Regions from separate parts of the Homo sapiens genome. Here region 2 is linked to region 1. Evidence: read pairs that join two places in POLR2A ChIA-PET (ENCODE). Cell type or tissue: A673. All regions are shown on one strand. Each heading gives the region's core, and the rest is flanking DNA. Links, peaks and the distances in the headings are about the cores only.

Region 1 (7,308 bases), core at 806-5,805:
TGAGATCATGCCATTGCACTCCAGCCTGGGTGATAGCGAGACTCTGTCCCAAAAAAAAAAAAAAATGCTGGGACTGAATTTTTGTCTGTTTTGGTCACTGAAATACCTTCTGTGCCCAAGACAGTTCTGGCATGTAGTAGGTACCTGAAAAATACCTGAATAAGAGAGTGAGAAACAAGAAACAGGTGCAGAGAACTGAAGTCAGTGGCCCAAGGTCATGGGGGTAGGAAACCACAAAGCTGGGGTTTGAACCTGGGCAGTACAGCACCTGAGTCTCTCCATCTTTTTTTTTTTTTTTTTTTAAGACAGAGTCTTGCTCTGTCACCCAGGTTGGAGTGCAGTGGCTTGATCTCGGCTCACTGCAGCCTCTGCCTTCCAGGTTCAAGTGATTCTCATGCCTCATCCTCTCGAGCAGCTGGAATTACAGGCATGCGCCACGACGCTGGGCTTTTTTTTTTTTGAGATGGAATTTCACTCTTGTTGCCCAGGCTGGAGTGCAATGATGCAATCTCGGCGGCTCACCACAACCTCTGCATCCCAGATTCAAGCGATTCTCCTGCCTCGGCCTCCTGAGTAGCTGGGATTACAGGGATGCGCCATCACAGACCCCGGGCTAATTTTTTTTAGTAGAGACAGAGTTTCACTATGTTGCCCAGGTTGGTCTCGAACTCCTGGCCTCAAGTGATCCGTTCGCCATGACCTCCCAAAGTGCTGGGATTACAGGCATGAGCCCGTCCCGTCCCTGGCTGTCTCTCCATCTTTCCATCTTTTTTTTTTTTTTTTTTTTTTTTGGAGATGGAGTCTCACTCTGTCACCCAGGCTGGAGTGCAGTGGCACGATCTTGGCTCACTGCAAGCTCCGCCTCCTGGGTTCACATCATTCTCCTGTCTCAGCCTCCCAAATAGCTGGGACTACAGGCACTTGCCACCACGCCTGGCTGATTTTTTGTATTTTTAGTAGAGACGGGGTTTCACCGTGTTAGCCAGGGTGGTCTCGATCTCCTGACCTCGTGATCCGCCCACCTTGGCCTCTGGGCGAGGATTACAGGCGTGATCCACCTCACCTGGCCTCTCCATCTTTTTAACTGCAGTGTCAGCGGTGTTCCTTGTCTTCTCTGCAGATGCAGGCAGCAGAATATAGTGGTTATAGGAACACAGGTGGAAACCCTGTCCAAAGCAAGGGCTATCGGGTATCACCTCTGACCATCCTTCCCATTCATCCTCCAGGTCAAGTCTGGCACCATCTTTGACAACTTCCTCATCACCAACGATGAGGCATACGCTGAGGAGTTTGGCAACGAGACGTGGGGCGTAACAAAGGTGAGGCCTGGTCCTGGTCCTGATGTCGGGGGCGGGCAGGGCTGGCAGGGGGCAAGGCCCTGAGGTGTGTGCTCTGCCTGCAGGCAGCAGAGAAACAAATGAAGGACAAACAGGACGAGGAGCAGAGGCTTAAGGAGGAGGAAGAAGACAAGAAACGCAAAGAGGAGGAGGAGGCAGAGGACAAGGAGGATGATGAGGACAAAGATGAGGATGAGGAGGATGAGGAGGACAAGGAGGAAGATGAGGAGGAAGATGTCCCCGGCCAGGCCAAGGACGAGCTGTAGAGAGGCCTGCCTCCAGGGCTGGACTGAGGCCTGAGCGCTCCTGCCGCAGAGCTGGCCGCGCCAAATAATGTCTCTGTGAGACTCGAGAACTTTCATTTTTTTCCAGGCTGGTTCGGATTTGGGGTGGATTTTGGTTTTGTTCCCCTCCTCCACTCTCCCCCACCCCCTCCCCGCCCTTTTTTTTTTTTTTTTTTAAACTGGTATTTTATCTTTGATTCTCCTTCAGCCCTCACCCCTGGTTCTCATCTTTCTTGATCAACATCTTTTCTTGCCTCTGTCCCCTTCTCTCATCTCTTAGCTCCCCTCCAACCTGGGGGGCAGTGGTGTGGAGAAGCCACAGGCCTGAGATTTCATCTGCTCTCCTTCCTGGAGCCCAGAGGAGGGCAGCAGAAGGGGGTGGTGTCTCCAACCCCCCAGCACTGAGGAAGAACGGGGCTCTTCTCATTTCACCCCTCCCTTTCTCCCCTGCCCCCAGGACTGGGCCACTTCTGGGTGGGGCAGTGGGTCCCAGATTGGCTCACACTGAGAATGTAAGAACTACAAACAAAATTTCTATTAAATTAAATTTTGTGTCTCCCTCCTGTGTCTCCTTCTGGGGAAAGACAGACTTAAGGAAACCCAGCAGTGGTCTTTTTGGGGGGGGGGGGGGTTTCCAGTATATCTCCTTTTTCAGCTATTGCTAGAGAGGTTGCTGAGTGTTCCACAAGATTCCAGGGACCCTTATTTACCCCATAACCCTCAAAACCAACGGGGGAATGGCTGTTGCTGCTGTAAATACTCCACATACTAACTTACTGAATCCTTGAACCTAACTGGTAAGTTTTGGTTCTGCTTATTTATTTATTTTTAAGATAGACTCTCGCTCTGTTGTCCAGGCTGGCGTACAGTGGCTCAATCTGGTTCACCCTGCCCCTTAAACTGGCCTTTTTCATGCTTCTATTCCTTTGGGGTCCTGTGGCTCAGCCCAACCCCTCTGGGATGCCTCCAGGACTGGTAGATCCAAGGGAGAATTCTGTATTTAATGTAGTGAGGCTTTGAAAGTTAACATCTTTAAATACTTCTGGGGTCAGATTAGGTATAGTACAACAAAGTACTCCTGCCCGGAGACCCAAGAATGAAAATTGTAGGTTCATTCCAAAACTCCAGATCCCTAAAGAATGAATGAGGCTACAAAATGGCACCTTGCCCCCGCTTCCAACTTAAGGTTTTTTTTCTGTGCTTGGTGGCCTTTCAGGTATTTCTAGTTTTGAGTAACTTTCACTTTGACTGCTCTACAAGGGTTCCTGCCAGGATACCCAGACCAGAATAAAACTCATTTGGGGGCCGGGTACGGTGGTTCACGCCTGTAATCCCAGCACTTTGGGAGGCCGAGGCGGGTGGATCACCTGAGGTCAGGAGTTTTGAGACCAGCCTGGCCAACACGGTGAAACCCAATACAAAAAATTATCCGGGCGTGGTGGGGGGTGCCTGTAATCCCAGTTACTCGGGAGGCTGAGGCAGGAGAATTGCATGAACCCGGAAGGCGGAAGCTGCAGTGAGCCGAGATCGCGCCACTGCACTCCAGCCTGGGTGACAGAGACTGTTTGAAAGAAAAAATTCTCATTTGGAAGAGGCAAAATGAGGTTTTTACAGAAGAAATACAAATGTCTGTAACCAGTACAGGTACATAAAAACTTTGTTAAAAATTCATTTGAGCGTGAGAGTGGGGACACCAGAGTCACTTTGCAGCCCCGTGACGTCACCGATAACGGGCATGGCGTCACTCAGGAGACCACGTGTGCGGGCCGAGCAAGAAGCCCCGCCCACAGCGCGGAGTTTAGTCTGCGCGTGCCTCGCTCGAGAACGCGCTCGTGCGCATGCCCACAAAGGCCAAGGAGGGAGTGCGCAGGTCACGTGCGCCGGTGGTCAGCGCGCGCATTGCCTGCCCCGGAAGTGGTCGGCGCGCGGCGCGGCGCGCCTGGGCGCTAAGATGGCGGCGGCGTGAGTTGCATGTTGTGTGAGGATCCCGGGGCCGCCGCGTCGCTCGGGCCCCGCCATGGCCGTCACCATCACGCTCAAAACGCTGCAGCAGCAGACCTTCAAGATCCGCATGGAGCCTGACGAGACGGTGCGGGCCGGGCCGGAGCCCGGGGGCGGGAGCGACGGGTTTCGGGGGTGGGGTGGGGGCGGGGAGGCTAGAATCCCAACGGGAGGGGCAGGGAGGACGGCGCGGGTCGGCCCTGCCCAGACCCCCGACCTGCCCGACTTTCCTGGACCCCCCGATGGTCTTTGGCCCAGCCCCCAGCCGATCGGGCGGCGCTCCTGCGCCGGTCTCCGGGCGAGGCCCCACCCCCGGGGCGCTGGCCAGGCCCCGGCTCCAATGTCAGCGCTCTCGCGGGGCGCGGGAGTCACAAGCTCGGATTCCTGGGCAGGCCAAGCTCTCCAAGACTGGGCTCCACGTTCCCAGCTTTGCAGGCGTCTCCTTGGGACACTGGTGGTCGAATCTAGGAGTAATGACCAGGAGATACTGAGTAGTGACGACAACAACGATGTTAATGATAATAAACGGGTCTCAGTCTTTATAATTTTGGTGGTCCGTGTTTGTTGGCCGTTTACTTTTTATCAGTCACCGAGTGTTGTAGTGTTGTTTTACCGCTCTGCAAAACGGGCTTGTCATTGGGGACCTCTGATCATTTTACAGATGTGGAAACCTAGGGATTGAGGAACTTTGCCACAGTCACACACAAGTAATGGCAGAGCTGGGATTCAAATTCGGTTCTGCCTCGTGTGAGCGTCCACGATATAAATATTATGCTGCCTTTTTAGTCAAAAGTAGAATTAGGACCTAATTCAAACATACTGAATGTCTATTGGGTACTTGGCGCTTTTTGCATAGTGAGGGAGACATTGAAGTCCACTTTTTGTAGAAAAGGAAACACACATTTTTTGATCCGCTCAAGTGTTTGGCTTTGGGCAAGTTAACCTGCCTACCTGTCTGTGCCTCCGTTTTCTCAAATATCAAATGAACCGGTCGCCTGCTGGCTTCCGCCTGTAATCCCAGCACTTAGGGAGGCAGAGGGAAGAGGAGCCCTTGAGCCTAGGAATTCGAGATCATCCTGGCAACACAGTGAGACCCCGTTCTCTACAAAAAAAAGAAACAAAAATCAATAAATAAAATGAGACCAATTAAACGTATTTCATAGGAAACTTAAAAGGTATGACACATATACATTTACAGTAGCACTATTGGCCAGGCACGGTGGCTCATGCCTCTAATCCTGATGATTTGGGAGGCAGAGGCAGGAGGATTGCTTGAGGCCAGGAGTTTGAGACCAGCCAGTCTAACATAGGGAGACTCTTATCTACAAAAAAAAATTATTTTTAATTAGTCTGGAGTGGTGGTGTGTACCTTTAGTCCTAGCTACTCCCAAGGCTGGACAAGAGTACCAGTTGAGCCCAGGAGTTTGAGGCTGCAGTCAGCGATGATCGTGCCACATCAATCCAGCATGGGCGGCAGCGAGATCCTGCCTCTTAAAATTAAAAAATATCACTATTAACTATTAGTCACTTATTGTCCAAGGTAGAGTGTAGAGTGGGGGACTGTCCCCTTTATTCTGTTAATTATACTTTATACTACCCGAAATTACATTTTCTTCACATTAGTGTTCTCTCATTGAGAGCAGGGACTTACTTGTGTTGAGTTTGTTCTGTGCTGTGGCCTCTGTGTCTAAAACAGCACCTGGCACATAATGGGTGTTTAGTATAAGTAAATACTGTGTTGAATGGCATGATGATTGAATGAATTCAAATCTAGCATGCTTTAGATGCTGAGAAAGCTTAAAAAACCCAGCGTGCTTGCCTTTCTGCCATCAGGGCTGGCAGTTTCTCTGTCCTAAACTAGAAGGGAAAAGAGAATCTTGGGGTCTCCAGTGACTGTCTGTACCACTCCCTCTAGGTGAAGGTGCTAAAGGAGAAGATAGAAGCTGAGAAGGGTCGTGATGCCTTCCCCGTGGCTGGACAGAAACTCATCTATGCCGGCAAGATCTTGAGTGACGATGTCCCTATCAGGGACTATCGCATCGATGAGAAGAACTTTGTGGTCGTCATGGTGACCAAGGTGGGTGACGTGTGCTGGCTGGGAGGGTGGGTGGACGAGCTGGGGAGCTGGCAAAGAGCCTGTGTGCCCAGGAGAGATTAGCTGTGAACAGGGCGGGGCCACAGCGGAGCGGGTTGTTGGGTCTGATAGGGTTGCTGATGCCAGCTCCCTTTTTCTTGCTGTTGCAGACCAAAGCCGGCCAGGGTACCTCAGCACCCCCAGAGGCCTCACCCACAGCTGCCCCAGAGTCCTCTACATCCTTCCCGCCTGCCCCCACCTCAGGCATGTCCCATCCCCCACCTGCCGCCAGAGAGGACAAGAGCCCATCAGAGGAATCCGCCCCCACGACGTCCCCAGAGTCTGTGTCAGGGTAAGGCGGGGGCAGCAGTCCCAGCTTGGGCCCTGTCCTCCTAGCACATTCCAGCGTCCACATAAGTGGTCCCACACACCTGGAGGGAGGGCAAGCCGCCAGAAGCCAGGGTCCGATTTCTCTCTCTTGAATTTGCAGCTCTGTTCCCTCTTCAGGTAGCAGCGGGCGAGAGGAAGACGCGGCCTCCACGCTAGGTGGGTGGGTGGTCCCCAGGGCAGAGGTGACTGGGTGCCCCAGCCATCAGCTGGGCCTTGTCTGGGTGCGGGAGGGCCTGGGAGCTGCCCTTTCCTCTTCCTGGTGACCTAGGCTTTGCTGCTTCCTCCACAGTGACGGGCTCTGAGTATGAGACGATGCTGACGGAGATCATGTCCATGGGCTATGAGCGAGAGCGGGTCGTGGCCGCCCTGAGAGCCAGCTACAACAACCCCCACCGAGCCGTGGAGTATCTGCTCACGGTGAGGTGGGGCTTCCGCCTCCCGGGGAGGCCTTGAGGGAGTACCCGGGCGTCACTGCCCTGATGGGCGGTTGGGAAGGCAAAACCTGCCCTGAAAAGCCTTTGGGTAGTGATTCTAGCCACTAAAGGCTTCCCACAGGAGGCTGGATGTGAGTGATGGGTGGGCCTCTGGAGGGCAGGGCCGAGGCCTCATCTGTGTCCTGCCAGGGCATGGAGGAGGGTGGCAGCAGGAGGTCTGTGCATTAGAACTAAACAGGACCCCTGACAGGGAATTCCTGGGAGCCCCGAGCCGGAACACGGTTCTGTCCAGGAGAGCCAGGTATCGGAGCAGCCGGCCACGGAAGCAGGTGGGTGTGCACATGCCGCATCTGCCCTCCAGGTACCTGACTCACATTACACTCCACCCCGCAGTGCTCCTAGGAGCCCGGCGTGGTGTCTGACTGCACCCCTTCCTACTACCAGCAGGAGAGAACCCCCTGGAGTTCCTGCGGGACCAGCCCCAGTTCCAGAACATGCGGCAGGTGATTCAGCAGAACCCTGCGCTGCTGCCCGCCCTGCTCCAGCAGCTGGGCCAGGAGAACCCTCAGCTTTTACAGGTGTGGTCCCAAGGGCAGAGGGAGCTAGGGCAGCCACCATTTCCCTTCCCTGTGGGCACCAGAGTCCATAACACGTAGGAATCGTTCTAGGTCCGGAAAGCAGGACTAAGCACATGCTTCCCCCACGCCCCTGTGCTTCCTGTGACCTGGTGACCCCCCTGGTTTCTCAGTCTTCCCAACCACCTTGTAAGGTGTGGGTGCTGTCAACAT
Region 2 (7,308 bases), core at 1,537-6,536, 240 kb before region 1:
TGACCCAGGGTCAGCTGATGATAAGAGTGCGGCAAGGCCTCACCCCTTACCACTCAGTTTAGAGTACGGCAGAGGGGCATCTTGAACCTGGGCTGTGACACTAATGGCTCACCCTTAGTGAGCTGAAGTCCCAGAGAATGAGCTGCACATTTCATATATGTTACAAATTTAATCTTCCATCTTTCACATTCGTCTATCTTCCCACTCTCAAGTATCCCCGGTGCCCCCGACATTTCTTCACTACCAAAGCCAAGGACACAGGAAGCCACAGACTAAGGAGTTCACAAGAAACTGATCTTTACTCAACAAAGTTCTACACAAGTGGAATCTCACGCCACCTCGGCGCCAATCCCCAGCACAGCACAGTAACAAATGGACAGACCCGGGAGCCCGCAGGGGGAAGAGGGTGAGGAGGGAAAGAGGGACTGTGGCTCAAGGCCAGTCTGGGTCCACAGCCCTGGGTAGGGGAGAAGGTTGAGAAGCTGAAACTTCATTGTGCAAAAAACAACCAAAAATAAATTAAAAAATTAAATAGTTTTTTTTTAAAAAAAAAAAAAAAAAGGAAAACGAGAAGAACCAGGCTCCCCTTCCCTGAAGGTGTTTGTATCCCCCCATCTTGAGTAGCGAGGGGTTACCAATCCCATCAGACAGCCAATCCATCCACACACCCCAAGACCCAGCAGAGGATGCTTCAAAGAACTGGAATTACCAGAAAATTAAAAGGTATTTTTAAAACTTTTTTTTTTTTTTTTAACAAATGGCTTCCAGAGACCTGCTCGAGTTTCATGGGGTGGGCGTGCAGGGACACCCAGCTAATTTATGGAATGTGTACTGAGTGCCCCTTGGAATAGATGCAGGGCCTGACCCTGACTATGGAAAGACACAGGGCTTGGATGGAGGGTCTGGCGCCCAGGAGGGATGGATGGAGCAGGCCCCAGGATGCGAGACTCCAGTCAGACTCCAAAACACAAGGGGCTCCCCAAAGAAGTAGAAAGCAGGGAAGGAAAAAAAGGGAAAAAATGCTAAGGGGGTCTGCAAGGCCCAGTTTTCTGGCCAACTGGGAAGTAACTACACCCCCACCCTCTCTAGGGGAGCCCCTTCCACCTTGACCATGTTCCCAGACTATTCCGGAAGGTTCTCTAGAATTGCTGACCCAGTCTAGTAGGATCTCTGGGCTCACTGGGTACTATGATGAGCAGGAAGTCCCAGGGAGATGGAATAGGGAACAGGGGACACACCACCTTTCCCTTCCACCAAGCCTTGGTTTTCCTTTTTGCTGGCAAAAACCTGTGTCCTCTGTCATCATCAATTAAACGCCCCTGCCCCAGGCCTTGAGTTAAAACTGGGGCCTGAAACGTGAGAAGGGGGTTTCAGAAGCACAGAGAAACGGACTGCCCCTGAAGCTGCTTACAGAGAGAGATGCTCGGGGTAGGTGCCAGTAGCTCTGGCTACACCCAGCTCTCTTCAGGAAAAAGGTCCCAACCCAGTGTCTTCAAAAGCCACTGGAGCACACAGGAAGGAGAAACGGTGACCTCTGGCCAGCCCCAGCCACTCCAGTGGTTCTCACCCTGCGAGCTAGGCTAGGATAAGGACGGAGACACCACCAGCTGAGGCTGCAACAAAGCTGGCAGGGAGTGTGTGGAGTGGGTCCCAAGCATGTGCGTGCTGACAGGGCGACTCCCAAGGTCACCATCCTCCTCCCCCCGCCCCGAGATCCCGCCTGAGGCCCCCCACCCACCCAGCCCTCCCCAGTCACCGCCAATTCCGGCAAAACAGCAGAAGCTTCTTAAACTCTAGATGCAGGTTACACGGAAGGCCTTACGGGTTAACTCAGGGGTTCACTAATTCTACTGTCTCCATGCAGTCGGGGAAATGGTGGAGCGGCTGGCCCAGCCTCGCCGGTTATGGCACCCGCACATGCGTGTGGCCATGTGTGTCCGTGTGAGTGTACGCGTCCCTACGAGGGCCCCCCTCCTGACCTGCTCCTCCCTCACCTCATCCGAAGCCGGATTCGGTCAGCTGTGTAATTCCTCCCTCCCACGTAGCTGGCCCAAGTGGGCTGCCAGAGATGACCCTATTAGAGCCCAGGGGCCCTTGCCCACCAGAAGTCCCCCCCACCTCCCCGTTTGTAGGATGAGCATGGTGGCCCCACCCACCTGCCAGGAGGGCAAGTGGACGGATGGACGGACGGACGGACGGACGGGGAAGGCATCTGGATTTGAGTCCCACTCACTCCTCCCTAACCCCCCTCAACCAGGGCACAGCGACTTCCGGATGCAGCGCACTCCCCAGTAATCCCTCCGACGACGACGCAGACAGAAACCTGCAGGGGGAGGAGGAAGGTCATGGCCTGGGACCTTTCGGCCCCCAAGACAGTGCTGACTTGCCAGCTGCAGTCTCCTTACCTGGCAGTCTCCATGATCACCTAGACCCCATAGAAAGCCGCCAGCCTCTCCTTGAGCAGCGGCGGGAATTGCTCAGAGAACTGCTGCCAGTTATCTTCCCCAACTTGGTCTTTGAAGCCGTGGAGAATCTGTGGGGAGGGTGGTGGTGAGGGGTAGGCAGGGGCAGAACAAGGGGAGTGCGCCTCTTCCCCCATCCCCAGGCCCCATTGTTACCAGATGGTCTCACCCCTGCCTGCTCCCGGAACTAGATCAGGGCCCAGACAGAGCCTCACCTTATAAAACATGTCCCGAAGGTCATCCTTCGGGCTCACCCAGGAGGCTACAGCATCGCAGAAGAAAATAAAGTCCTGAAACGTGACGGATCCCAGGTGAGGGGCCGCCCGAGCCCAGCGCCCGCGCCTGCCCTCAGAGCCCAGCTGCCCCAACCTGCACAACGCCCCCCGGGTTGACACCGATCATCATGCAGATGCCGCGGAAGGCTGAGTCCTTCTCCTCGTTGTCCCTGATGTTCCTGAGGGACGTGCACCTGTGGGAAGGTGAGCAGCTGGAGGTCAGAGGGCAGGCTGGGCATGCATCTGTGGAGGGCTGGGTCACTGGGGATCAGTGAGTGGGCCTGGGACATGCATCTGTGGGGGTGGGGCAGGGCAGGGAGTCAGTAGGCAGATGGGGCTGGAAATGCACAGGCGAGGGAGGGGGTTGGGCCAGTCCCGCCCACCACACAGCAGGCTTGACACGTGGACACACACCAAGGCCGGATGAACTGCTGCAGCATGGGTGCCACCTCCTGGGGGCACACGTAGCCCAAGCGGCCGATGGTGATGGCTGGAATGGCAGAGGGACTCGTCAGGCGACCTGCAACCCCGAGCGGCCCCGGGACGGTACGTGGCGGGGCCTCTGGCACAAGGCACCAAGCCCCGCCCCATGAGCCCCAAGGGAATGGCTACTGCAGCCACCCTGGTCCCCCAAGCTTGGCCCAGCCAGGGGTCCTCCTCATCACACCTGAGTCACTTCCCAGGTCTCTCTGCATCTATCTTTCTTTCTTTCCTTTCCCTTTCCTTTTTGTTTTTTTTTGTTTTGTTTTGTTTTTGAGATGGAGTCTTGCTCTGTTGCCCAGGCTGGAGTGCAGTGGCATGATCTTGGCTCATTGCAACCTGCCTCAGCCTCCCGAGTAGCTGGGATTGCAGGCACGTGCCATTACCCCCGGCTAATTTTTGTATTTTTTAGTAGAGATGGGGTTTCACCATGTTGGCCAGGCTGGTCTCGAACTCCTGACTTCAGGTGATCTGCCTCCCAAAGTGCTGAGATTACAGGCATGAGCCACTGCACCCAGCCTGAGGCTGCATCTTTCTTGGGGCTTCTCCCAGTGACCCCTTCCAGGTACTTCCAGACACCCTCCTTGGTTCCTTGACAAGGCTCTTTCTGATGCCCTTCCCAGCCCAGAACCCCACCTCCAGAAGGCAGGCAGGGGTGCAGGCAGCAGCCGGGCCAGGTGCCCACCTGTGTTTTCCAGCAGTGTCTTGGGTGTGTTGGGTCGGTTAATGATTTCCACCAGGTTGTTGAGGACCATCTGCACATAAGGCTGCATCTCTGCCCCTGGGGGAGCACCCAGTCAGAGCCCTGCACAGCCCCCGCCACCCACAGGGGCCAGGGGGCCGCCCCACCTCACTCACTACTCGCCCCAGTTCCAACTAGAGACTGGCCAACCACTACCAGTGAGGAAACAAAAGACCTTCTCCGGCTAATCCCCACCCAGAATCCCTGGCCAACCAGGGACAGACCCACACCCTCCAAACAACAGAGGCTTCTCTGGAGTCGCTAAGGTGACAACACGCTGCCCAAGTCAAAGGAAAAAAAAAGCCAAAGTCACCCAACCAATCCGAATGAGTCTTTTAGCCAACTACACAAAACGGTCCAATCAGAACAGCCCTCCTATCCCTCCTCTTTAGAGAAGCCAATCACAAATGACCTTTCTGCTTGGCTCCACCCCTGACGACCCCCAAGAGACTTGCCTTGAAGGAAGCTGTCAGTCAGAGCTAGGCTCCCGCCCCCAGGTTGAGAACAGGCTAATGGGGGGCGCGTGTTGCCACTTGCAGGGCACTCACCCATCTGCATGCAGATTTCACCAATGGCCCAGGTGGCGTTGTTGCAGACGGAGATGAACTCTGGGTTCAGGTTGGTGCCCAGAATGGGCATGAACTCGGCTGGTGGGGAGAAACAGGGGTGCTGAGAAGGAGGGCCAGCCAGGGTAAGCTGCAGGACCTAGTCCAGCAGGCCCCATCAGACAGTACGAATACATCCCAATGTGGTCACAGTCATCCCCGGGTATTGCTCTCCATCACTTGAGGCCGGGGCTGGGGTCATGGGTTAGGGACAAGGCGAGTGTCGTACCGATACAGGGCTTGACATGGATGAAGCAGGCTTTGGTGAGGTCTCCCAGGAGGGCAAAGGAGCTCTGCCGGACCTCAGGCATCGAGTCCTGGGGATTCAAGTAAGATCAGTGTGGCTAGGCTCCCCTCCTTCTAACCAGGACAGCTCAGGGGGCACAGTCCCTGGTGCATGTCCAGCCTCTGCCACTTTCCAGTTCTAGAGCTCCTAGCTGTTCCTTAACCTCCCTAGCCTCCAGCCCACATCTGCAAATGGGAGATGGCAGTGCCCCAACGGTCATCCCTCAGTGTCCGTGGGGGATTCTTTCCAGGTCCCTGCAGATATAAAAATCCACGGATGTGCAAGTCCTTGATATAAAGTGGCACAGTGTTAGGGCCAGGCGCAGTGGTTCATGCCTGTAATCTCCAGCACTTTGGCAGGCCGAGGCAGGCAGATCACTTGAGGTCAGGAGTTTGAGACCAGCCTGGCCAACATGGCAAAACCCTGTCTTTACTAAAAATACAATAAAATTAGCCAGGCATAGTGGGACACGCCTGTAGTCCCAGCTTCTTGAGAGGCTAAGGCAGGAGAACTGCTTGAACCCTGGAGGTGAAGGTTGCAGTGAGCCGAGATCACACCATTGCACTCCAGCCTGGGTGACAGAGTGAGACTCTGTCTCAAAAAACAGGTGGGGGGCGGTGGGGGGGGCATAGTGTTTGCATATGCACCTATGCACATTCTCCTGTACACTTAGCATCATCTCTAAATCACTTATATCTAATACAATGTCAACAGTATGGGAATAGTTGTTATACTGTATTGTTTAGGGAATAATAACAAGAACAAACTTCTGTATGCGTTCAGTACAGATGTAATTTTTCCTCTGAGTATTTTCAATCTGAGGTTACTTGAATCTTGGGATGTAGAACCCACAGATACAGAGAGCCAACTGTGCTGGGGCAGGGACTTGGGCTTTCACATTTTCTATTTTCTTTTCTTTCTTTTTTTTTGAAGACAGAGTCTCAGTTTATTGCCCAGGCTGGAGTGCAGTGGCATGATCTCAGCTCACTGCAACCTCTGCCTCCTGGGTTCAAGCAATTCTCCTGCCTCAGCCTTCCAAGTAGCTGGGATTACAGGCGCCTACCACCATGCCTGGCTAATTTTTGTATTTTTCGTAGAGACAGGATTTCACCGTGTTGGCCAAGCTGCTCTCAAACTCCTGACCTCAAGTGATTCACCTGCCACAGCCTCCCAAAGTGCTGGATTATAGGCGTGAGCACCTGGCCTCACATTTTCTATTTTCAATACTGTTTGCTTTAAAAAAAATTTTTTTTTTTAATTTTAGAACTGGGGTTTCACTATGTTGCCCAGGCTGGTCTCAAACTCCTGGGCTCAAGCAATCCTGCCTCGGCCTCCAGGATTACTCTTTAAAATAATTAGAACAGCACCTTTTCCCTGATTTCCTTTGGGCACAACCAGGCCCTGACTCCCCACCAGGGGCAGCCCACGCAGGCTGCTGGGTGTCATCACTGTCCAGGGTCCCCACCCACCTGCATGCACTGGAACAGCAATGTCATGATGTTGCTGCGGGCCACCAGCTGCTCCACGTGACCACCCAGGCCCTCGGCCAGGCCGCTGAGCAGATCCAGTGCTACGATCATGAAGTCCTTGTCGGGAGCCTCATACTGCTCAGGGTGCTGGGTGTACATCTAGACACAGATGCCGACAGGGGCACGGGTAAGTGGAGCAGGCCCGAGGCAGGCCAATGCAGAAGCACAGGTGACGGGCCTAGGGTTGCTCACCATGGCCTGAGCCAGTGTCTTCTGCACCAGGGTGACACAGCGCTGGTAGACGGGCTCACAGTAAGGCAGGAAGCCACTCTGCAGGGCGGTGGCCACCGATGACAGACACTGGCAGGGAGGAAGGCAGGTGGGGAGAACTCAGGCAGGGTGGGCAGGATGGGTTTCGGGTGAGGGGCAGGAGCCCACTCACCTCCAGCAGGGGGAAGAGGTCCTTGTCTTCGTCCTTGAGCTCATTCCACTTCTGGATCAGTGGGGGCATCAGCTTCTGGATGTATTCCTGGAGAGGGAGCACGAAATGGGCGCTCCCTGGGTCGGGGTGGCAGACTGTGACTCAGGTACCTGTTGCCCGAGTGATGAGGCCTGAGCGCCTCACCGTGGCTCATGGGACCCTGAAAGGCCTGCCATCTGGCCAGACCTCGAGGCCTTCATTCTTCTCACCTGTCCAAGCACCGCCCGCCCCACCCCACCCCCCGGGAGCCTGGGTTACCACCTCCTGGTTCCCGAAGCACAGCACTTACCACGCTGTCTCATAACTGTCTTTCTCCCCCACTAGACTGGGAGCAGGGCGAGGGCGGGGCCGGGTCTGTCTGTCTGCCTGTCGAGGTCACGGCCACGTCCCTGGCGTGCAACACGGGGTTGCCACCAGGTCACTGGATGCCCAGGGGCACGGGGATCGGGAGGCGGGAGCCGCTCTGGGGTCTCACCGGCTGGTTGAGGTGGTGGCCTACAGAGTCGGC

The links. ChIA-PET counts read pairs that join two places held together with the same protein. Peaks named below come from ENCODE experiments on the same cell type or tissue, not always from the same donor. Only the 100,000 strongest peaks of a DNase experiment are listed, where the experiment ranks them.
Region 2: POLR2A ChIA-PET joins it to region 1 with 14 read pairs; 4 of 35 experiments call an interaction of 5 or more read pairs at or near these places.

The regions. Positions count from the first base shown.
Region 1 is chr19:12,942,311-12,949,618 of GRCh38, forward strand. It overlaps CALR (calreticulin), which reads left to right. Exons shown (of 9, transcript NM_004343.4): 8 at 1,227-1,319; 9 at 1,403-2,179. The coding sequence ends at 1,603. RAD23A (RAD23 nucleotide excision repair protein A) reads left to right here and starts at 3,552. Exons shown (of 9, transcript NM_005053.4): 1 at 3,552-3,710; 2 at 5,538-5,699; 3 at 5,867-6,048; 4 at 6,187-6,242; 5 at 6,376-6,503; 6 at 6,771-6,849; 7 at 6,965-7,098. The coding sequence starts at 3,639. RefSeq lists enhancers at 3,330-4,022, 3,434-3,653, 4,969-6,168 and silencers at 3,714-3,793, 3,804-3,993, 4,014-4,073, 4,045-4,339. In A673, for the core only: no CTCF peak of the experiment used is centred there; DNase peaks (open chromatin) are centred at 3,451 and 3,951; H3K4me3 peaks cover 1,892 bases; H3K27ac peaks cover 4,364 bases.
Region 2 is chr19:12,698,921-12,706,228 of GRCh38, forward strand. It overlaps TNPO2 (transportin 2), which reads right to left. Exons shown (of 26, transcript NM_001382241.1): 15 at 7,276-7,308; 16 at 6,762-6,848; 17 at 6,572-6,679; 18 at 6,320-6,478; 19 at 4,794-4,881; 20 at 4,508-4,606; 21 at 3,903-3,998; 22 at 3,152-3,257; 23 at 2,832-2,931; 24 at 2,678-2,752; 25 at 2,406-2,533; 26 at 281-2,323. The coding sequence ends at 2,426. It overlaps SNORD135 (small nucleolar RNA, C/D box 135), which reads right to left and starts at 4,751; the gene lies at 4,677-4,751. RefSeq lists enhancers at 2,218-3,417, 2,695-3,304, 3,915-4,524, 4,525-5,133. In A673, for the core only: no CTCF peak of the experiment used is centred there; a DNase peak (open chromatin) is centred at 4,361.